2 separate regions of the Homo sapiens genome follow, and region 2 is linked to region 1. The links are chromatin loops, found by intact Hi-C in ENCODE. Cell type or tissue: heart right ventricle. All regions are shown on one strand. Each heading gives the region's core, and the rest is flanking DNA. Links, peaks and the distances in the headings are about the cores only.

Evidence for each region. Peaks named below come from ENCODE experiments on the same cell type or tissue, not always from the same donor. Only the 100,000 strongest peaks of a DNase experiment are listed, where the experiment ranks them.
Region 2: a loop joins it to region 1, with 4 times the contacts of the local background. A loop is called at or near these places in 12 of 110 quality-filtered maps.

The regions. Positions count from the first base shown.
Region 1 is chr2:1,546,351-1,558,034 of GRCh38, forward strand. It overlaps LALTOP (lung cancer associated lncRNA targeting TOP2A), which reads right to left. Exons shown (of 7, transcript NR_198949.1): 5 at 194-585. It overlaps LOC102723730 (a long non-coding RNA gene), which reads left to right and starts at 5,580. Exons shown (of 3, transcript NR_168373.1): 1 at 5,580-6,204; 2 at 6,388-6,507; 3 at 7,820-8,205. RefSeq lists a silencer at 4,460-4,569. In heart right ventricle, for the core only: CTCF peaks have their summits at 4,552 (motif pointing left) and 4,751; a DNase peak (open chromatin) is centred at 4,532; H3K27ac peaks cover 932 bases; H3K27me3 peaks cover 320 bases.
Region 2 is chr2:1,812,350-1,824,033 of GRCh38, forward strand. The region is part of intron 21 of MYT1L (myelin transcription factor 1 like); the gene reads right to left. It overlaps LOC124905967 (a long non-coding RNA gene), which reads left to right and starts at 11,196. Exons shown (of 4, transcript XR_007086192.1): 1 at 11,196-11,280. RefSeq lists an enhancer at 3,985-4,897. In heart right ventricle, for the core only: CTCF peaks have their summits at 5,355 (motif pointing left) and 5,570; DNase peaks (open chromatin) are centred at 4,292 and 5,302; H3K27ac peaks cover 2,093 bases.

The DNA of each region.
Region 1 (11,684 bases), core at 1,538-9,537:
TAAACATCACCACTTTCTCACTCAGCTGTGAATGTCAAGAGCCTTGTGCCCTGTGGGCTTACTGAGCTCTGGAATAAGGGAGAGAACCTCATGACATCCATGTCAGCAATAGCTTTGCAGATGCCTTCGCAAAAGCCACAGACCCCAGACATGCTAAGGACAGGAACTGCTCATTGCTTACGGACTTACTTACCCGAGCATCCACTTAGGGCCGACAGACGGTAAGATTGACGAGAAGGCCAGGAAAGGACAAAGGCTGGAAGGTGCATGTCCTCCGCACCTGCAGGCAGCTGCTGAGTTCAAACAGTGAAGGGCGTCGGGCCCAGAGAGAGCCCAGAGCCTCTGTGAACCTGGAGCTTTCCTAATAAAGTGTGCTCCCTGGGCAGTGAGAGTTTCTACAGAATGCGTGGTGTGGCCTCGGACTCAGGGGTGTGCGTCCTCCCTGTGGACAGATGGATGAAGCGGAAACTCCAGACAGACGGAAGCACGGTCTATGAAGAAAGCCTACCCAGGACACAGCACACGTGGAGATGTCAGCACATGCGGGGTTTGGGAGAGGCTCACGGTCTCTTCGCTCATGACTTCCTGCAACCAAGAATGCAATCTGCAGTTAGGGCACCGGACTGGGGGTCGTGGAGGAACACTATCCCTAGGGTTAGGGGGAGCACTATCCCTGGGAGTCAAGGAGGGAGCACTGTTCTTGGGGTTGGGGGCAGCTCCAGGCCTGGGGAAAGTGGGAGCACGACCCCTGGTGGAGCGGGGAGGGAGCACTTGACCTGGGGCTGGGAGAGACAAGTAGGTCTTGGGTTTGGGGTTCAGACCCTGCAGGTTTCCGTCTCTGCCTGTGTTGGTTTCCCGGGGTTGCGTCATGGACTCCCACACACAGGGTGGCCCCACACAGGGAATGGACACTGTCCCCGTGGCAGAGTCCAGCACTCCCAGGTGGAGGTGTCTGTGGGGCCGCGCTCCCTCTGGAGGCTCTTCGGGGCCCTTCCTTGTCTCTTCCAGGTTCTGGGGGCTCCAGGCAAACCTGACCGGGGCTGCCCCATTCCAATTCCGCTGCCTCCACGTCTCCTTTCCCTCTGTCTGTGGAAAACCCCTCCACTTCCCTTTGGAATGGGCCTGGGTTGTGGCACTCAGGCTCCCCCAGGTGGTCCAGGCAGCTCTCCTGTTCTCCAGACCCTTAATCTTTTCCCTCTAAAGATCCTTTTTCTTTCTCCACGTAAGGTCTCGTTCACAGGTTCCAGGGACTCGGATATCTTTCAGGCAATCAGTTTCCAGCCTTCCACATCGCCATGAACTTTCTGGAATAAAACCTCAAATCCTAACTAACTCTGCATTTGCACAATTTAAATAATCAATATTTACTGTCAAGAAGAGACACCTCTCAAAAACTGAAATCCTGTGATCAGTGAAATAAGTACGTCATGTGAGTATATCGATAAGCATTACACAAAGAAAGACAGAAACACACACTGCACACACACCCAAAACCCCTCACACCACCCACCACACACACACACAGCCACAAATCACTCACACCACCCACCGCACACACACACCCAAAAATCACTCACACCACCCACCACACACACACACCCAAAAATCACTCACACCACCCACCACACACACACACACACACAGCTAAACATCACTCACACCACCCACCACACACACACACACCCCCAAAACCACTCACACCACCCACCATACACACACACCACATACACGTCCCCACAGTCAAAAATCACTCACACTTCCTACCACACACACACCACACCTGCACACACACCACACAGACACACCACATACCACACCTGCACACACAGACATCACACCACCACTCCTGTTTAGGAGTATGGAAGGGCTTTCTTTCACCCGATCAGTGAAGGGGAATCAACCCTTAAGAACTACCGGGCGCGGTGGCTCACGCCTGTAATCCCAGCACTTTGGGAGGCCGAGGCGGGCGGATCACGGGTCAGGAGACCGAGACCATCTTGGCTAACACGGTGAAACCCCGTCTCTACTAAAAAAATATAAAAAAAATTAGCCGGGCGTGCTGGCGGGCACCTGTAGTCTCAGCTACTCAGGAGGCTAAGGCAGGAGAATGGCACGAACCCAGTAGGTGGAGATCGCACCACTGCACTCCAGCGTGGGTGACAGAGTGAGACTCCATCTAAAAAAAAAAAAAAAAAAAAAAAACTCTACCAACAAAAAAATGACACTTCATTGGTCAGTGACAGACTATTTAAGGATAAATATTTTTAGTCAGTGTTTAACTTATGTACATAAAAACTCAATGAAATCATAAGACAGCATTAAATAGCTTGTTTAAAATAAACCGAGGGAACTCGCCTCTTGGGAATCTTTAAAGAAAAATCTTTAAAGAATGAAACAGTGGTCAGAGCCTCTTTGCTTTACCATTAAAAAAAAATGTAATGCACTTTTCATGACTGCCATTTTTGCAGGCAATTTCAGATGCATTTTCTACCTCCCCCATCGGGGTTCAAAACGCAGTACCCCAAATGCAGCACCTTGGTGAATGGCCTGCTTTGAGCTGAGGGAGATCTGGAAGTCAACAGAAGCAAGAAGTCCTCTCTGGCCTTCACCCTTCTTCCCACTACAAAGGCCATAATGGAAACTAGGGCTCTTCTCCCTGAAAGCAAGCCGTAAAACCTGGGAGGGTAGCTCTCTGCCTCCCCGCTTCTCCCGGAAGGTTGAGTGTCTGTGTCCTGCTGGGCACCCAGGGGACGATCCCAGCACAGACCCAGGAAGGATTCTGCCAAGGGGCCTGGCCAGGCTCCCGGCTCACCAGCTCCAGGGCACGCCTTTCTGTCCACTCCCAGAACCCCCTGGTTCCTGCTTCCTTCCTCAGGCTTAGCAGAAGAATTCCGTTTCCCGGGGCCTTGGGTCCTCATGTGTGGCGGAAGGCTTTGGCTAAACACATGTGCCATGCCCTCCTGTCAGTGTGACTTTGGGTGCAGGGGTGTCCACCACGAGCCTTGCAATGGGTAAGGAGAAGGAAACTGTCTCCGGGATGGACTGGCCCCACACCCCTCCCTCCTGCCCTCACCCACCCTTGGTCTCTACAGGAGCGAGTTTCATCCCAGGCTGAGCCCAGTCCCCGGGGCCAGCACCTGTCTGCAGAGTACCTCCAGTCCTCAGTCCTGGTAAGTAACTGGATCCCGGAGCAGCTGCAGCCAGTGGCTGTGCAAGTCTGCCCTTCTGCCTGGCAGCTCTTTTCCTAGAGCAGTGATTCATACTTAACAGGCGCTCCAGGGAGAGCATAAAAGTGACCACCCCAAGGAGAAAAGCAGAGGGGCCAAGCTTTGATGGCTCCCATTGAGAAGTTTCATGAGATAATCCAAGGAGAAAGATGAGTACAGTGCCTGCCAGTAACAGTTACTCAGTGGCTTCTAGGTCCCTCCAGTCACAGTTACTCAGTGGCTTCTAGGTCCCTCTCTCGGAAACCAGACTGACATTCCTGAGGCTGCAGGGCAGGTAAGCCTTGGCCCAGAGGGAGGCAGAGAACAGGCATATGGTGCAGAACAGGCATAGTGCAGAGGTGGATGCACATTTTCCAGATTGGTTCGAATTTTTCAGGACATCCATTTTGTGCTGTGGCCCCACCCCAGCCACGTAAATAGGGACAAGTTCCACCTGCCATAGGACACCGCCCGCCCCCTCTCCAGACACCTGCCTCTTCTCTTCTGCAGCTGACAGCAGGGCTTCTCCTGCTGGGTCTGCAGGCCTCCATCAGGCCCTGGCTTTGGGGGCTCACCCCAGCCCATCTCATGCAGCACTGTTGGTGCAAAGGTGTCCCTGCTCCAGGGCTGGGCTCCTGTAGACCAGCAGAGGCTGACTGAGCTGGACCCGTGGGCTGGGGGACTTTGACCTGGTTCTGTTGAGTCAACTGACCTGCCTGAGGGTACTGCTACTGCTGTCACCCAGAGTGCAATCAATCACAGGCCCTGTGCCCGCATTTCACAGCTAAGGAATGGCAGATCCTGTGCGGGGAGGGAAGGAAGGAAGGGAGAAATGGAGGGAGGGAGGCAGGGAGGAAAGTGTACAGGGAGAGACAGAGCGCAGGGCTGCTGGATGGAGAGACCTGGACCGGGCCAGGCTTGGCCGTGTGAGGAGCGCCTGTCCTTCTAGGGACCTTGGAGATCAGGGAGCAGGCTGCTGACAAACGACTTATTTCTCCTCCCTCTGAACTCCCAAATTCCCAGAAATCTGCCTCGAAAGTGGGGAGAGCAGAGAGGCTGTGAGGTTGGACCGAGGGGGCCCACGGCCTCACCCTCCTTCCCACGTGGGCCACCCCTGGACGCTTCGTTCGCAAGCCTGATATTGTCCTAAGATGTGGTTTGATTTTTAAGGGCGGAGAGATGGGCTCAGCTGCTGGTGGAATCCAGCCCCTCCGTCTTTGCGGGATGTGGGGTCTCTGCCTCCTGCAGTGACAGCACCGGCATGACCCAGCCTGGCTTCCCGCTCCCAAGCGCGGGCACCTGCGGCCGAAGACGCGGCTCCGCAGCGCCACCTAGTGGCCGCCCAGCCTCTCCCCAAAGCGGAGCCTTAGGACGAAGCTCCCTTTCCCCGAGGTCCCTGCAGGTTTCTGTGGAGCCTGGGAGTCTGAATTACTGTCTCCCGGGTGATTCCTAACCCTGGAAACTCGCTGCTGCTCCCTGGGGCTGGTGGTCGTGCCAGTTGCTGCGTCAGAGCAGTTGGGCGCCCACAGGCTGAGGACGCCGGGGCCAGGGTGAGGGTGAGGCTCCACCTCAGGGCTCCAGAGACCGAGTTTTGCACTTGACACTTCCTTAACCTTCGAAAGCCTGATTCCTTCTTATCGCCCTGAGGGCCTGAGGTCCCCTATCTGCATGATGGAGGGGTTGGATACCATGGTCTTGAAGACCTTCCATTCCTAGGGTGACAAGATTCTAACCACATTGCACATGGAACACTTCTCGGTGCAATGACCCCAAACAACATCCCAGCCTGTGCAGTTCCCACTCCCAGAGATCCGAAAGTCGGTGGGTGACGACCCACGTGTGAAAGGGGCTCTAGAGAGCTGCCTACAGTCTCATGTCCCCCCACCCACCGCCCTCCGTGTGCTCAGCACCTGAACGTCTTCACAGAGACAGGGCAGAGTCTGTTTAAAAGGAAGCTCCGACAGTCTCCCTACGAAGAGATGGCCGCCACCTCAGGCACGTGGGATATTTCTGGGGATGGAATTGTCGCAATAATGAGGAAATCCCCTGTGGTTTAATGGGCAGAGTCCCAAAGGTGCTTGACATCCTGACCAGCACAAGGCAGCCCACCTCCTGCAGAAACTGTGAAAAAAAGGCAAGAAAAGTATACCCATAACTAATTTGAGTGGTTGTAATGTACACTGAAACAAAAAAGTCTTTTCAATTTTTTTTTCTTTTTGAGATGGAGTCTCACTCTGTCGCCCAGACTGGAGTACAGTGGCACGATCTCGGCTCACTGCAACCTCTGCCTCCCAGGTTCAAGCTATTCTCCTGCCTCAGCCTCCCTAGTAGCTGGGATTACAGGTGTCTGTCACCATACCAGCTAATTTTTGTATTTTTAGTAAGATGAGGTTTCACCATGTTGGCCAAGCTGGTCTCTAACTCCTGGCCTCAGGTGATCTGCCCACCTCGGCCTCCCAATGTGCTGGGATTACAGGTGTGAGCCACTGCACCTGACCCTTTTCCCGATTTTAATTGCACTAAACTTCCATAGAATGCTGACAGCGCATAAACATGATAATGTGTCTTTGCAATTTTCAAGCTTAAATACTTAGAATCCAAAAATATGATGAAGTGTGGAGTTTATTTGAACACGAAGTTGGAGGATAGTCACATAGGAAACACAGACTCTCAAAATGGAAAGTTAAAGTCTCATTTACATAGTCAGAGGCAGAGGTTTAACAGGTTGCAGCATTTTCCAACAAGATCAAGACATAGGTTATAGCGATTTGACTTGATTGGTCACAGCTCGCTACACTAAGGAAGCTTGTTTTAACATCCCATAAGGAAGGGTAATGGTCTTGAGGCGGTCTCACCTCTGGTACCATTCAGTCTTTCCTAATCATTACAGGACAAGAATGAGGAAGAGATTTGACCCAGAATAAAGAAGCAGAAGGTGCAGCTTCACACCATGCGACGCAGGCCCCACAGCCACGTTCCTCTCAAGGCTCAAAATCAGGTACGGTTCCAACAGCTTTCAGTTTGGATTAATTTCACATCTCCCCTTTTCAACATCAACATGATCCTTTTGAAGAAAGCTTAGTAGCTGAATGCAGATGGTTTGGGAATCTCTGTATGTTTAGGGGCTTAGCCCCAGATACTTAGGAAGGTTCACTCCTAGGACGTTGTCTCCCATGTCTAGGGCCATGTGCCAAGCTGTACAGAACTGACGGGGCATAGGCCGAACCTGGAGCCACATGAAGGAAGTGACGTGGTGACCTTGGTCAGGCTACACAGCTGCATTGTCCGTTAATGGGATTCTGTGAGTGACGATTATTTTAGTATCTTCAGTTGTGAACTGACTCCATTGCACACCAATGCCAGAGCAGGGAAGACAAAACAGGCCAGAACCCAACCAACGATTGATTAACAGCTGCTTCTGCCAAGTTCCCCAAGACCTAAACCAGCTGCTTAACCAACTGTGTGGAGAGGTTTTGGATCTGAAAGTTTTGTTATTGGGTTTTCATATCGGTAATTAATTTAGGGACATTATCTGATTCATCTGGGTTAGGGACATGACGTTCAGTCTTTGTGATGGTGCAGGTTCCCTCTGGGGCTGCAGTGAGTCTGTCTAAGGCTATACGAGCCTGTAATGCAGCCTTTCTCATAAAAGCATCTTCATTGTTTATTAACATGACACGTGGCTATCATTCAGGGCCTTTTTCAGTTAGGAGGTACACTGTCCTTCCCTTCTGGGCCTTACCTCGTCCTCCTAGAGGACCTTTTATAATTCTGGTCACTTGAGAAGGAAGTTTACATTTGCTTATTGAATTGGCCTTCAGAATCTGGCCAGTTTCAAACATTACAAATTTTGCTCAATCCACATAGCTTCAATTTCTCTTTTCAAAGAGAAACTGTTTTCTTCCTGACCAAAATTTCAAATGGGACAAAAGGTTCTAGAAACTCTAATGAATAATTCAAAACAGAACCTTAACTTCAAAAAAAAATCAAAGTCTTGAATCTGGGGTCAGCAGAATCCCAGAAGAATAACAAACAAAACTCCAAGCTTGCAGTAGGTCTTCCAGCCCTATCGAGTTAGGAATTTGTGTGGCTCAAATAAAAGTCAGAACTTCAACAAGCTGGGAGGTTCGGACCCGAGAAGATCCTTCCCAGAGGTCCGTGTTGACTCCAGCGAGGTCCGGTGAACCCAAGCCATGTGTGCTGACAGCAAGGCTCTGGCTGTTGGTGATGTAATGGGGATCACTGGAGGCCCACTTCACATCCCTTTGTGGTTAGCAAAATGCCAATCGTCAATAATGAAATTTGGAAAAGATGATTCAGTATAGAGTTTATTTGAGTGCAAAGCTTGAGGGTCATCACCTTGGAAACACAGACTCTAGATGAATGGGCTCTGCTTTTAAAGTGAGAAGTTAAAGTTTCATTTTATAAGCAGAGACAGAAGTATGACAGGGCTACAGCCTGTTTCAAGGAGGTCACAGGTTAAATCTATTTCACTGGATTGCTCACAGCTTGCTGCATTCCAAGGAAACTCGCTTTAACTTTCCACAAGGAGGAGTAATCGTCTTGAGGGGCCTCATCTATGGTACCAGTCAGTCCTTTCTAATCATTTACAGGACAAGAATGAGGAAGAGATTTGACCCAGAATCAAAGAAGTTGCAGCTTCACACCTTGTGACTCAAGCCACACGGCCACATTCCTCTCAAGGTGCAAAATGATCTCAACTTACAACAGCTTCACATCTGAATTATTTCATTTCACAGGGACTTTATACCAAGGTTCTCCACGTTGCACAAAGATCACTACACCTTCCAAAACCCTGCTCAGGACGTCTTAGTCATGCATTCACAATGGGAACTGGAAGTAAAAAGCATTGAGACTGTTCCACTGACAATTGTTTTACTTCTTTTTTATCTTCATTAGCAGGCATCAGGCAACTTTAACCAACCTTCTAGGCAGTTGTCAGTGATCATTGTCATATTAAAGTGCATGTTATAGATTATAAATTACTTTCATGTTATTTTTCCTTTATCTTACACTTACTTACAGCATTATGTTGATTTTTAAACTATATGGAAAGGGAAGTTACATGAGCTATAAATTCCCCATTACATGGTCAAGCCGCATTACAAAAGACTTGCTATATTAGAAGAGGGCAGTGGAAAGTCTTGCTTAAAATCTTAGTGTTAAAATTCTCACTAAAATGTAAGTCACTGAGAGTATCTCTCTCTTTGCCTCAGAATAAGCTGTGATGAGAGACATAGAAATAAGAGGGGTAAGTTTGGGGGTTGCACAAACAACGCTTGCTGAAGTTTTACACCCTCCCCTGAGCCCTGGGCATGGAGCTGGGGTCATGCCAGGTGGCTTTCTGGATATCATCACTTCTTCCTCGCAGAAGCCGCATTGTATGTGTATGCATATATATGTATGTGTGATGCGTGTGTGTGGTGTGTGGTGAATGTGTGTGTTCTATGGGTGTGCATGTATGATGTCTGTGTGAAGATTTGGGTTTAGAAGTCACTCCAGGCAGAAGCAGGAGGTCGGAACAATAACCACATTTTGCAGCGATTTCACAGGAAGGTTTCAAACCCACAAGGATTTCTCCTCAGCCCTGAGAGCATGAAATTAAACCGAACATTGCAGCTGAGACGAGGGGGACTCCGTTCTCTTTGCAGCGAGGGAAGGGGCCAGCACTCCAGGAAAGAGCTGCCCATGGACAGCGTCACCCAACAAAGTCTCCCATTCTGTACACAAGAACCTGTCATATCATCCTATACTGAGAGCCGTATACAAAGTCTCCCATTCTGTACGCAAGAACCCCTCACACATCATCCTATACTGAGAGCTGTATACGAAGTCTCCCATTGTGTACACAAAAACCCCTCATATCATCCTATACTGAGAGCTGTATACAAAGTCTCCCATTCTGTACGCAAAAACCCGTCATATCATCCTATACTGAGAGCTGTATACAAAGTCCCCCATTCTGTACACAAAAACCCGTCATATCATCCTATACTGAGAGCTGTATACAAAGTCTCCCATTGTGTACACAAAAACCCCTCATATCATCCTATACTGAGAGCTGTATACAAAGTCCCCCATTCTGTACACAAAAACCCGTCATATCATCCTATACTGAGAGCTGTATACAAAGTCTCCCATTCTGTATGCAAAAACCCGTCATATCATCCTATACTGAGAGCTGTATACAAAGTCTCCCATTCTGTACACAAAAACCCATCATATCATCCTATACTGAGAGCTGTATACAAAGTCTCCCATTGTGTACACAAAAACCCCTCATATCATCCTATACTGAAAGCTGTATACAAAGTCTCCCATTCTGTACACAAAAACCCGTCACATCATCCTATACTGAGAGCCATATACAAAGTCTCCCATTCTGTACACAAAAACCCGTCACATCATCCTATACTGAGAGCCGTATACAAAGTCTCCTATTGTGTATGCAAGAACCCGTCATATCATCCTATACTGAGAGCTGTATACAAAGTCTCCCATTCTGTACGCAAGAACCCGTCATATCATCCTATACTGAGAGCTGTATACAAAGTCTCCCATTGTGTACACAAAAACCCCTCATATCATCCTATACTGAGAGCTGTATACAAAGTCTCCCATTGTGTATGCAAGAACCCGTCATATCATCCTATACTGAGAGCTGTATACAAAGTCTCCCATTGTGTACACAAAAACCCCTCACATCATCCTATACTAAGAACTGTATATTAATTCCCTATTTCTCAGCCTCTGCTGGTGAAGTTTCTGCCTCTTACTTCAGAAGTCCAAGTGGTGAAGAGCCCTTGGCCCACAGGTCTCAGGGTGGTAGGAACGAAAAGGCCGCTCTGAGTCTGCAAACAGAACCTCCCTATTGTCTCTCAGAGCCATCAGGTGCCACCGGCACAGGAGTCTCTACTTACGTGAGACACAGAGGGGAGGCTCCCTCTAACTTCCAACAGGAATGCAAAATGTGCCAGGCCGGGCACGATGGCACACGCCTGTGGTCCCAGCTACTTGGGAATCTGAGGCGGGGGATCTCCTGGACCCAGTGGCTTGAAGCTGCAGTGATCCATGATTGTACCACCACACTCCAGCGTGGACAACAGAGTGAGACCTTACTTCTTAAAAAATATATATTAAACTAAATCTATGAATTACCAGGCTTGTCTAATTTCTAAGTATGAAAAGCAAAACATAAGGAAATTTTGCAGCTCGTTTCATGACTTGTTGCCTTCTTTCCTTCTAACTTGGTGTGTCATCTGAAAGAGGGCAAGGTGGAGGAGTTCTTGCCCCAGGAACATGTCATCAAGCTCTCGGCTGGTGCAGGCGGTCCATGACATTGTGTTCCCAAGTCCTCCCTGCTCAGAGCGTGACCTTGGCTGGTCCCAGTGACTCACATGCTGCTGGTTTCCATGGCAGCCAGACCCATCACTCAGAGCAACGCAGGTTGACTCAGCCCTGGTCTGTCCAAGTCTAAATTTCCTCTCCTGTAAAATGGGAATAACCTGCCTCCAATGGTGAGAATGAGGTGGGGTCGGCCAGGCAGGCAGGGAGCACAGTGAACACTGCCTGCCTTTACGTAACCCGCGAGGCCATCCCCAGTGGGGCCCAAGGCATCACAAAGGCCCCTGCTTGCAGGATGCTCAGAGTTCTCTGCTGTCTCCACAGCTGGCATCCAGCCTCACAGACACCCTCAGCCCAGATGAGGTCCTCAGTGTCCCCATGCTGAGAGTCACAGGCAGATGCCAGCAGGACCCGGCCTGCCTCTTCCTCAGGGGAGGCCTGGACGAGGCTTCTGGGTCAGGACGTGACCCTGGATGGGGCACCAGGCAGCTGCAGTGAGTGGCCAGGACTCAGGCTGTGGGGGCCTCCCTGCCCTGCGTGGGGGTGGGGTGGGGCCAAGGAAGCCCCAGGCCTTCAATTTAGGATTTGCTTCATCAAACGGATCAATTCAGGCTGAAGATAAGCAGCCTCAAAACTCTCTCCCTGGAGAGCCAGTGGAGCTTCCTGTTGGAACTCAGTCCCGTGGGACCCTTCCGGGCAGATGGTGGGGGAGGCTGTGCCCATCCCTGCCACACCTGGCCCCCATCGTGTCCCTCCATGCACCGCAGACATGTTCTCCTGCTGACCTCCACCCTGCAGACGGGCCCGGGTCTCCCCCTGACTGTGTGGGACACAGAGGGGCTCTGCCGACCCCGGGGAAGGAAAGAACGGGAGGAATGTGAAGTGCTCGCAGGACTCAGCACAGCCGCCTGGGCCCAGCCTCTCCTCCTGCAGGCCAGGACAGCTGAGTGAGATCCCCCAAGGCCCCTTCCTGTCTCAAATTTCTTCAATTTTTACAATTAAAGGAAGAGAAGAAGAAAGACGTGCTCTCCTCTCTCATGCCCATGGCTTGATGACATTTTCTTCTAAACACTGAAGATCCTCAGGTAGCTGGGATTCTGTGGCTGCTCCGAA
Region 2 (11,684 bases), core at 1,841-9,840, 270 kb after region 1:
AAGGATTAAAATGCACTTTTTTGTTCACTGCTCTGTATCCCCATGATGGGAGAGTGCTGGAGATGGAATAGGTGCCCAGTGACGACTTCTGAAAGCATAAAATGTCTGAATGCACTTTGTGATGGCTCAGTGAGTGGAGGCCCAGGGTGAGTGTGAGTGCACCCAGGCTCTGGAAGGTGCAGACTGAGCCCTCAAAGAGGCCTGCGGCAGGATTTTGCAGGACTTCCAAGTTAAGAGAAGACTCTTAGCCGGGCGCGGTGGTTCATGCCTGTAATCCTAGCACTTTGTGAGGCCGAGGCGGACAGATCATGAGGTCAGGAGTTCCAGACCAGCCTGGCCAACATGGTGAAACCCTGTCTCTACTAAAAATACAAAAATTAGCTGGGCGTGGTGGCAGGTGCCTATAATCCCAGCTACTTGGGAGGCTGAGGCAGGAGAATCTCTTGAACCCGGGAGGCAGAGGTTGCAGTGAGCCGAGATCGCACTGCTGCACTCCAGCCTGGGTGACAGAGCAGGACTCCGTCTCAAAAAAAAAAAAAAAAAAAAAGACTCTTGAATGCAGCTGCCGCCCTGGGTTAAGATGAGAGGAGGGCTGGGGTGAGGGCCTCCTGCAGAGGTCCTAAGACTGTGACTGTAGGACAAGGGTGACGCCTGGTCGGTCCACGGTGCGTGTGGCCCAGCCCGGCTCAGTATGATCCTCACAAATGCAGGGAGCAGCTCCCATCTTTCCCCCGCTGAACCTCTCTGGCCTTCCGCCGTCTGAACCTCCGCAGCCCTTTCGACTTTCCCTGTGTTTGCGAATGGCATTGAGGGGCCAGGAGCTGCAGGTGGGGGGGAGAGAGGGAGGGCCACAAAGGCACGCCTCCTCCTCCTTGCCGTCCTCCCAGCGAGCAGCCTCTGCTGTTTGCGCCTGAACCCCCTCCCTTCTCTTCATCACTTCAGTCCAGGTCTGTGCTTCTTTCTCCCTCAGCGAGGCCCCTGGGCCTCAGCCTGGGTCCCATCCGTTCCATCCCACAGCTGAGAAATGGCCCCAGGGGCACAGCTGTGATTGCCCCCACTCCCCCAGGAGAGCTTCCAGCAGCTTCTCTGAGAGCAGCTGCCGATGCTGGAATATTTCCTAGAGCAGGGGTCCCCAAACTCCCGGCCGTGGCCTGTGAGGAACCGGGCCGTACAGGTGGAGGTGGGCAGTGGGCGGGCGAGCATTCTCACCTGAGCTCCGCCTCCCGACACGTCAGCGGCGGGATTCGATTCTCCCAGGAGCGCAAACGCTACTGAGAACTGCGCCTGCGAGGGGGTCCGGGCTGCGGGCTCCTTAGAAGTTAATCCTGGTGATCCCAGGTGGAACGGTTTCATCCAGAAACCATCCCACCCCTTTTCTGTAGAAAAATTAGCTTCCGGCCGGGCGCGGTGGCTCACGCCTGTAATCCCAGCACTTTGGGAGGCCGAGGCGGGCGGATCACGCGGTCAGGAGATCGAGACCATCCTGGCTAACACGGTGAAACCCCGTCTGTACTAGAAATACAAAAAATTAGCCGGGCGTGGTAGCGGGCGCCTGTAGTCCCAGCTACTCGGGAGGCTGAGGCAGGAGAATGGCGCGAACCCGGGAGGCGGAGCTTGCAGTGAGCCGAGATCGCGCCACTGCACTCCAGCCTGGGCGACAGAGCGAGACTCCGTCCCCAAAAAAAAAAAAAAAAGAAAGAAAAATTAGCTTCCATGAAACCGGTCCCTTGTGCCAAAAGGTTGGGGGCCGCTGTCCTAGATGGCCTTTGCGACGGGCTCTTCTCACACGTGCTGCCTCCCGCTGTCCACTCACGAATTCCCCAGGCCAGCGATCTTCTCTGCCGCTAGGTGAACGCCCCTGGCACTCCCACTTGAGTTTGCTGTCCCGCCCTGTCCCCATCCAACTGACCTCCCAACTCTTTACTGTTTTGTCCACAAAGCAGGGCCCGGCCTGCACCAGGAGGCCCTCCAGGCCCAGGCTCTGGCCCACCACAGCGCTGCCTTCCTCGAATCCCCTGCGCCCTGGAGCGCAGCCTCCCGGGACGTGGACATGGGCGGTTCCCATCCTTGGTTATCTTTTCCTCTTCTGCTGGTCTGAGGGTGGTTCCTCGGAATGCCCACCACATTGCTATGTGTATCCCGGTGTCCAGGAGCCTTTGCAGATGGGACATGTTTAGTAAAAATGCACAGCATAGAAAATGGAAACAGACTGACATCATGTCAGTGATTTTTCCTTTAGGATTCGGCTTTTGCAGAAACTGCCCCCAGCCTCCACCTCACTGGGGGTGCGGAGCTCCCCAGCCTCTTTCTCTTTTATGGGTCTTGCCGCAGAATTTTTAAAGATCTGCTCAGTTAAGTTCTTTAGGGCAGGTCTCACTTTCTTTTTCCCACAGTGCACTAAATGCTTGCAGAATGGTAGGTGCAGGCCTGGCGGAGAGCATTCACCCATGAACGAACAGCTCCTTAGTGGTGGGGTGGAGAGTGGAACCTCGTTTCCCTGGCTCTGCTCCAGGCTTGCTTCTTGGGGATTCTTGTTACCTACAACCTAGGAGCTCCAGGGAGAAGTGAAGTACAGGCTTGGAAGTCAGACTTTCTCTGCTAAGTCCTGCTTCTGCTGCTGACTTATTCTAGTGACCTTTCTAAGCTCGGGTGTTTCATTTGTAAAATGGGAATTTAAAAGCAAACAAAATTTCCCACCTCATAGGGATATTTTGAAGGTTGAATATAGAGAAAGGATATTAAACCAGAACCATGAAAGGCAGATGTCAGGATAGCCAGGCCTGGGAGAACAGGTGAGGTTCCGTCCTGTGGAATCAGCTCAGTGAGCTCCGGCCGCCACAGGCCTGGCTCTCTGGGGCACATGGTTGAGAGCCCGAGGTGAGGCCCCTCTGCGGCTGGGCTTGGTGACGCAGCTCCCAGAGCCTGGCTGTGTTGGTGCGGATGTCTCTGCCACCTTCGCTGAGCAGCATCAACAGGCCCCTTCCCCATCCTCTCTGTCGCTGGGGTCCCTCCCTGCTCCCACTCGTCATGAGGGGGTGCATTTGCTTCTTCAGTGGCTCTTGCCTCATGATGCTGTCAGCTCTACCCCAGCAGGGTCATCCCCGTGTCCTTTCCACCCTCTCCACTCAGAATCACGGTTCCTGCCTGGGAAACCACGGGCCCTAGAGGGATGTCTGTTGCGTGAATAAAATAGGAAGGACAGTGTCCTGCCTCTCAGTTGTCAGGAAGCAAGAGGGGCCGAGAGGCCGAGCTGCTTTCCCACTCTGATTCTGAGGAGGGAAGAGTGTGGGGGAGCACCCCCCTGGGTACACCTCCATGGAATCCTAACAGCCACCCCTTCCCCATGCCCTGCCCCCAGAACTCCCGGCCTCTCCGCACCAGACAGTCGGTCAGGCCAGTGTCCCAGGGCTGCCTGGCCCATCTCTCCTTTGTCCTGTAGTTTATCTTTTCTAGTTTAGAATTATTTTTTGTCTCTTCTTAGCCATAGATGGCTTTTCCTGCATTCAAACCCTTAGACTGGGGAGTGGCTCCAGGCATCCAGGTGAGAGGCACACGGCACCGCCCCGAGAAACTCCGTGGCTCCCTGTGCATCAGCACGCTTCATCACCAATGGAACGCCCCATGGCACAGTTATCTCTTTTTTTTCTTTTAAAAATATTTTAATAGAAACTAGGTCTCACCATGTTGCCCAGGCTGGTCTCGAACTCCTGATCTCAAGCGACCCTCCTGCCTCAGCCTCCCAAAGTGCTAGGATTACAGGTATGAACCACCACATTCAGCCTTTTTGTTGTTGTTGTTAAGAAATAAAACAGAAATTTTGATGGCTTAAAGTCCCATGTTAAAAATTTTGTATTATCCATTACTAACACATCACACAAGCACTTTCCAGCTCAGGTAGTGTTTGGGGACCCAAGGCAAGCGATCATTCTGAGCTACGCTGTATGGATTAGCGAATGAAGCAGAAGCACTTGGGGAAACCGGACAGGCCCCGCGGATAGCAGTTGTGTGGTGCCTGGCAATTCCTGGCTCAGGAGCAGAGCTCTCCGCCGGGTTCCCAGAAGCTTTGGGCCCCGGTGGGCACCCCCAGAGGAGAGAGGGAGGAGCCGCTCAAGCCCCCCCACGCCACTCACGATGCTTCCTCCCTCCTGTTTTAGATCCAGCAGAGAAACCAGCCTAACGGGGAGGAGGTGCTGCGTGAGGAGCCAAGGACATTCCCAGCAAATACTTTCACAGCTTAAAAGCCACAGCCAAAAGCAGCTGCTGAGGCTACGCCAAGACGAAGGCGCATAAAATGAGGATGGACATGGTGCACGTTGGCTGCTTTGACTTGACTTCAGGGAAACCCCGTCACCCATGTTCTCTCGCTTCAGGCGCTTCTTTCAAGGCCACTGAGTGAGCGCACAGTGACAGCTGTGGCCCCCCAGGGGGTGGCCCTGTCCCGTTCCTATGCCCCAGTGTATGCACAGGGCCTCACTGCCCGGCTGGGGGCCTGGGGCCTGCATTGTAGGGTGAGAGGTAGACGAGAGGACCCCGGGGTCCTGCCAGTTGGTTCCGTCCCAGGGTGGACCCCTGTTGTCGGCAGCACCCAGGGGTCCCTGCAGACGCCGTGCTCCAGAGGGGCTGCACACGGCCACCTTGTCCTCAGCTCCCCATGGGTGCCTCAGCTCCTGAAATCATGCAGTGTGGTCAGAAGGTGGCTCCTGCTGGGAGGTGGGCACTGGGGTACTTGTCCACTCTTATGTCAAAAAGGCCCATTTTCTCATGACTTGATTACAAAGTTCCTTATTAAGTGTATTTAGTCATATCTATTAGGGATCTCCCCATCCTGGCTTCTCCTACCTTGAAAATAAAGGAACAGAACTAAGTTATGTGCGGTTAATTAAGTGCATGGGAGAGAACCACCCAGAGGACCGACGGCTCCAGGAAGCAGAGGCCACCGGTGCAGGGAGGCAAGTCCCCCATGGGTGGGGGGATAGGGGCGCCACACGGCCGGAAACTGCAGAGTCCACATTCCTGGACCCACACTGCGGTTCAGCACCGGCTTTGCCCACAGTCTCACGCTGCTTCTCTTCACTCTCAGTTAATAAAACTGCCTGCTGGGAATGACAAATAATGGTGTTATTTAAGGAGCAGGAGCCTTCAGCAAGAGTTTGGGAAACTAAATTAGGAAACAAAGACGGGCCTGAAGAATGATGCATTCTGTCCAAACGCGGCTGTGTCGGTGCTGCCAATTCCAATCCGGTGACTGCACTGCCAGCTCAGGTCCAATTTGGAAGAGAACCCTGGGAGCAGGCCCAGCGCGGCCCTGGGGGGTGGTGGCGGCCCTGGTGCGGTGACAGTGCCATCTAGCGGTGGCCTGGGGGCGGTGCTGGTCCCGGGCTCTCGGGAAAGTCCACACACCTGGCTCAGCCAAGGAGGTCAGCCCACGGCTGGTCCCGGGTGTAAATTATAAAGAGGGTGCTTACTATTTTACTCACACGTTAGTTCTGAACCTGAGACCCAGCGGCCTGTTACAGAAACGCTTCTCCAATTAAAGTCAAGTGCTGCTGAGTGTAGGTTTGGAAGTCACCAAGTTTCAGTGCGGGGAGGTTCCGGGCAGCAAGTAGTTAGGCGGCTGCTCCACCCGCTTGCCCCAGGCCCCAGACGTCTGGCACCAGGCGTCAGCACCAGGGATTCCAGATGAAGGTTCCAGCGAAAGCTTTAGAAGGGCTTCAAACCGAGCTCCGGGAGGCCCTGACATTTTTTATCAGGACATCAGCTAGAAGGGCCTTTTCCTGGAGAACATTACAGTTGGAAATAACTAAATAAGTGAAACTTTCGAAGGGGGATATGGTTAACAAGACACACAGATTGGGAAGAAAAATAAGTAATTTGAGAGGAGGTGGGAGTGTGTGTAGAAGCTTTGTTGCAGCTGGAAGGTGCTAGGATGAGAACTCACGACAAAGAGCTGCGGGTGGGAAGAGCCCAGCCAGGTGCTGTCTGCGATTCAGTATCCTCTGAACATCAGCTCCACACAGCCAGGGGCAAACAGTTTCCTTCACAGTGAGTTTCACTCTAATAACATTTTATTTATTTTACTATTCCCTATTCCACTGCTACTATTTTAATACTCTAACTATATAATATGTAATTTATATGAGACACAATACACTCCAGGTGTACACTGTTACTGTGTATTTTAATCCTATTCTTGTCACTGATTGACTCATGATGACGGAGCATCTCCTCAATAAGCAAACAGGGATTTGGTGCAGCAGCCACAGCCTGTCCTGCATTTGCCCCGGTCGCCACGAGAGCAGCTCTCCTGTGGTTCGCTTCCCGGACTCTGGCCCCAGCATATGTGAGGAAGGGCAGGAGGGTGTTCTTGGAGCCACGTGACATTTCTGCCTCTGACTGTGTATCAGATCTGCTTCCATCTCAGTGGGAAGCAATGGCATCGTGGTCCCTTCTCAAGCCAAGATCCAGAATTTGGAGGTTTTTCCCCTAAAAATATTCTGTGCCAAACAGGGTGCTCTCAAACCATGGAGAGAGGGAAGCGTTTCTAGAACAGTGACCTCTGTGGCAGGTGGACGCCTCGGCCACAGCCACACAGGCAGGTGGTGCAGAAAGTGCAGCTGTGGGTGGCCGTGTGACCACCCAGATGGCCCCCAGCTCCCAGCTCCCAGACCAGGTCCCTCCCACTGGGGTGCATGTCCACCTGCCTCAGGAAACAAAGGTCCCTCTCAAAGCCTGAGGGATGGCAGCTACCCACACAGCTCATTCCTGCAGCCCAGGGAGTCCACCTGCCTCCTGCCCAAGGGATGGATTCTGGAGCCACTGCTATTCGGCAGTGACAATCAAAACACTGTTAGGAGAAGAAGGCCTGAGAAGAGACGTTTTGAAGAGCCACTTCCATAGGTCATCAAACGTCCTATCTCTATTCACTCATCAGCAACACTTACCTCCTGTCCTCAAGCACAGTCCTAACAGGAGGGTCATGACAATGCTAACAGCAGTGGTGAGCTGCTGTAAATGCTTTACTTATCACATGCTGGCATGCTCTTCAGACTTGGCCCACTGCTCAAACAATCTATGACCATCCCATTTTACAGAGGAGAGAATCGAGACGCAGAACAGCTAACTTGCCCCAGACCATACAGTCAGAAAAGGCAGGGCTGAGTTTATACCCAGGCCATCCAGCACCAGCCTCACCCTCCACTCCTCCTCCTGCAGCCTCTCTCCATGCACCCGTGAGTGACAGATGCTACACTCGGGCCCTGCCAGTGCAGTTCGGGCAGAGGCCCCTGTGAATACACATGCCCTACAGGGATGCACATGGTCCGATGATGTGATGCTCTGCAGCATTACAGAGGGAGGTGGAGTCCGCATGGGTATTTAAAGACAGACATTTGTTTGAAGAGGACAAGGAGCAGTGGAAGGGCCAAAGAAGCCTGAGCAGCATGTCTTCAGCTTTGAATTTAGGTCTGGGTGCAACCAAGGGGCAGAGAGGCAGGGAGCTGGAGGGATGGGTAAGAGCTTATTAGGGAAGATCTCAAGTGCCTTACAGAGGAGAATGGATTTAGCTTCTAGGCAATGACAAAGGATTGGAAGCATGTAATCCTGGCAACCACACAGTAGAGTTTGCTTGGTAGAGAGCTCACTGGCAGCAGCCTGGAGGATGCTTGCAGAGGGCAGAGGGCAGTGGGGGGGGGCCAGCGAGGAAGCTGGCAGAGGGGCCTGGGGGAGGAATGAGGGAGTACAGCCTGAGGCAGCAATGGGTTCAGAAGAGAGCACCCACTCAAGAGGAGTAAGAAGGGCTGGGGCTTGGTCACCCATTGGATGGGGCTTGCTGCTTTTGCATTCCAAATTGATAGTTTGGTTGAGTATAGAATACTGAGTGTGCAATCATTTTCCTAAGAGTTTTGAAGGCATTGTTCTATTTGATTCTTGTTTCCAGCATTGCTGTTGAGTACATCTCTTAGCTTCCTTTTCTTTTGTCTCTCACTTTGTCTCTGTTTGTCCCTCTCTTTCTCTGTATCCCCACTCCAGGTTCTCAAAATTTCATGATGATGAACCTCTGTGTGGTTGGCTATGACAGTTTTATATGTCAACATGGAGAGGACACAGCATCCAGTTGTTTAATCAAATACTTATCTAAGTGTTGCTGCGAAGGTATTTTGTAGAGTGACTAACATCTACCATCAGTTGGCTTTTTGTTGTTGTTGTTGTTGTTGTTGAGACAGGGTTTTGCTGTTGTTACCTAGGCTGGAGTTCAGTGGCATGATCATACTCACTGCAGCCTCCAACTCTTGGGCTCAAGCAATTCTCACTCCTCAGCCTCCCAAATAGCTATGACCACAGCCATGTACCACCATGCCTGGTTAATTTTTAAATTTTTTGTAGAGATGATGTCTTGCCATGTTGCCCAGGTTGGTCTTAAACTCTTGGGCTCAAGTGATCCTCCTGCGTCCTCCTCCCTAAATACTGGGATTACAGGTGTGAGCCACCACACTTGGCCTAGCTGACTTTAAGTAAGGAGATTATTCTCAATACTCTCAGTGGGCCGGACTCAAGCAGTCAAAAGACCTTAAGAATATAACTAAGGTTTCCCCGAGGAAGAAGAAATTCTCCCTGTGGAATGGAACTTCTCCTGAACAAGAGTTTCTAGGCTGCCTGTCTGCCCTACAGATTTTGGACTTGTGGAGCCGGTCCCAGATGGTGTCAGCCAGTTCCTTGTGATGAACCCGTCCATATATAAATCCTACTGGTCCTGCTTCTCAGGTAGAGCCCCGGACGACATAGAACCATTTCATGATTGCGTGGCTACTCAACGAGGCCTTTATATCTGAAAACTCAAGATCTCTGCCATGGGGATTTTCCTTGTTTTCTTTCTTTGGGAATTTTCTTTCTTCCATTTGCTCTACTCTCGCTACTTCTTCAGAAACTCCTATTAGTTGATTACTAACTCTCCTGAATTCTTTATTTTTTTTTAACAAAATCTTTTATCTTCTTTTCTCATCTCTTTATAATTTATGGGACATTACCTCAATTTTACATTTTAACTTTCAAAGTAAACTTTTTATTTATTTTTTAAAATAGATATTCGTGTTCTCTGAATGTTTCTTGGGTTATGAATACAATATATTTTAATGTTCTTTCTGTTCTTTTCTGTCTGATGACAAATTATAGGTTTTTAAAAAGATTGCTCCTCTTTCCAGAAATGTTTCTGCTTCCTCTGAGCTTCTTTTGCCCCCTGGTAAGGCTGGTTTGTTTGCTTGGTTTCTGCCATGTTGTTTACTGCTTGCCTTCAGTGGCCGGAGTCCTTGGCTGTTCACGCATACATCCCAGACATTGGTGCCTGGAGGCCCTTTATCTTGAATCTGTTGGTTCTAGAGAAGAGGCCCCTGCTCTGTCTGGAGTGGCGGGGAGTGGAGAAGGCAGAGGAGCAGGAGGAGCCGCTGGATTCCCGGAGCCACACGGGACCAAGGCCTTGGGGCCTGTCCATCTCACTTGACGTTCCCATCTTCAGTACAACGGCTCATCCTGTTTCCAGCTCTTCCTAGCACTAGCTCCAGAGCTTCTGTTCTAGCTTATCCTTCTGCCGGGGAGAAGGAGGCCTGTGGCAGGGCATCCGGGAGTCGAACCCCTCTTAGACAATTCAACTACTCCTCTGTTTTCCGACCAACTCTGAATCCCCACTCTAGGTCCCAGCCTCTTTTCTATGGAGGTTCTGCATGCTCTTCACTCCTCTTTTTCTGGGTTCTTTCTTCACTCTTTCTCTCCACCCCCATCCTCTCCCTCCCCAACAGCTCCTCTGCAGGGAGCTGAGGCCTGAGCCATGTGTGCTTGGGCTGGGCGGCTCCCAGTGCTTTGTGGATGGGATGGTCTGCACTTCCCTTCCTTATTTAGTTATTTAGTTGCATTATATTTGTGGGTTTATAAGAGGAGAGTGGGTCATTTTAGTAGTGTTTTAAGATTTAGTGGAGATATATGTGATTTCAGTCTGCAGAGCTTGGCTAGGATTCCCAATAGAGATGCCTAATAAACCCAGTATTGAGGAACACACGTGCACCTTTCTGCAAGGTGTCTGCCATCTTTGTGTGGGTTGGGTCTGTTTCCTGGAGAGCGCAGGGTGTGTCCACTGTCAGCCCCTCTTCCCCAGGGATGCTCCTGCGTGCTCAGCAGGCACTTGGCTGCCACAGGATGGCGAGGGCTGGCCCTGGGACCACATGGATCTGAGGGTGGAGGCAGAAGTGTGGCCTACAGCCTGTGTCCTTCGAGAGGGTCCCCTTCCTTCCTCCAGGGACAGGATGGCTGTTGTGGTAGCAAACTCACCCTGAGGTGGTCTCCGAGTGTCAGGGGCTGAGGTGCAGGACCCGGATATCTGGGTCCCTGGCAGTCAGAAGCCACCGCCTCATGGCTGCTGCTGTGTCCACGGTGAAACCCTCCTCTCCTGTGAAGGAGCCACTGCCTCACCAGGGCTGCTGTGTCCACAGTGAAACCCTCCTCTCCTGGAGGGTTTCTCTTTCTCAGGAGCAGCTGCTTGCTGCTGAGGACTGAGTGTAATCCTAGCAGAAGGGAAATGTTTAGTTTTGTTTCTCCTTTTGCTTGCCTCTCAGGAGCCTCGGTTGTTAACGTTATCACTGCTGTGGCTTGGCTGTGTCTCCTGAAGGGATATGTTGATGGCCTGGCCCCTACACCTGTGAAAGGGACCTTATTGCACCTCGTTTTCTTTTTAACATGTGAACCATAACTCTTCTGCAAATGTGAGCTTTTGCCCTAAGCTCCTCAAATGGCATCGACACGTGGGAGGAAAAGATCCTCAATGAGGAGACACCTGTCCTGCTGCACAGCCCTGTGGCAGCTTGGCCTCCCCAGGCAGACCCAGCAGGGGCACCCAGCTGGTGGTGCTGGCTGTTATAGTCGTGGTGGTTGTGGTAGTGAGGGCTGTTGCTGCTGTTGTCAGAGCTGTGGCTGTGAGGCTGTTGTTGCTGTGGTTGTGGCTGCAACCTTCATTGTCATAGATATAGCTGTGGCAGCTGTAGTTGTAGCCTTCTCTCCACTTGGGGCACTCAGGTCCACCCTATCTGGCTCAGGGCTTCGGCTCCGGGGTCCTGGAGGAGGGAGCAGGCAGTGGGCTGGAGTGGGTGTGGTTGACGCTGGAGGGCAGCCTCTGAGCAGCTCCCCCAGGACGGAAGCGAAGGCTGCAGGCGGGGCTTGGGTCAGGCTCCTGGGAGAAGCAGTGACGAGGCTGGGTGCCTGCAGGAAGACCCTCAGCTGGCTGCATGTTCAGCCCTGCAGGTGGGTCGTGCTCCTGGGAGGAGCAGCGATGAGGCTGAGTGCCTGTAGGAAGACCCGTGGCTGGCCGCATGTTCAGCCCTGCAGGTGGGTCAGGCTCCTGGCACGAGCAGCGATGAGGCTGGGTCCCTGTAGGAAGATCCGTGGCTGGAGGCGTGTTCAGCCCTGCACTGCCAGTGGTGGCGGCCCTCGTCCCGTGTGGTCAAATTTACATTTATATTTACTGAAATCTAACAATTTTTAAAAGTTCTCTGTCACAGGAGCCAAACTTCAAGAGCTGAGTAGTCTCAGGTGTCCAGTGACCATTACGTGGCACAGTGTTGGCCTGGGCCTCGCCGTCCCTGGCACGACCCATGGGATGAGGCCGCGCCTCCCCCCCCAGCGGGGCCGCCGGGCAGAGGTGATGT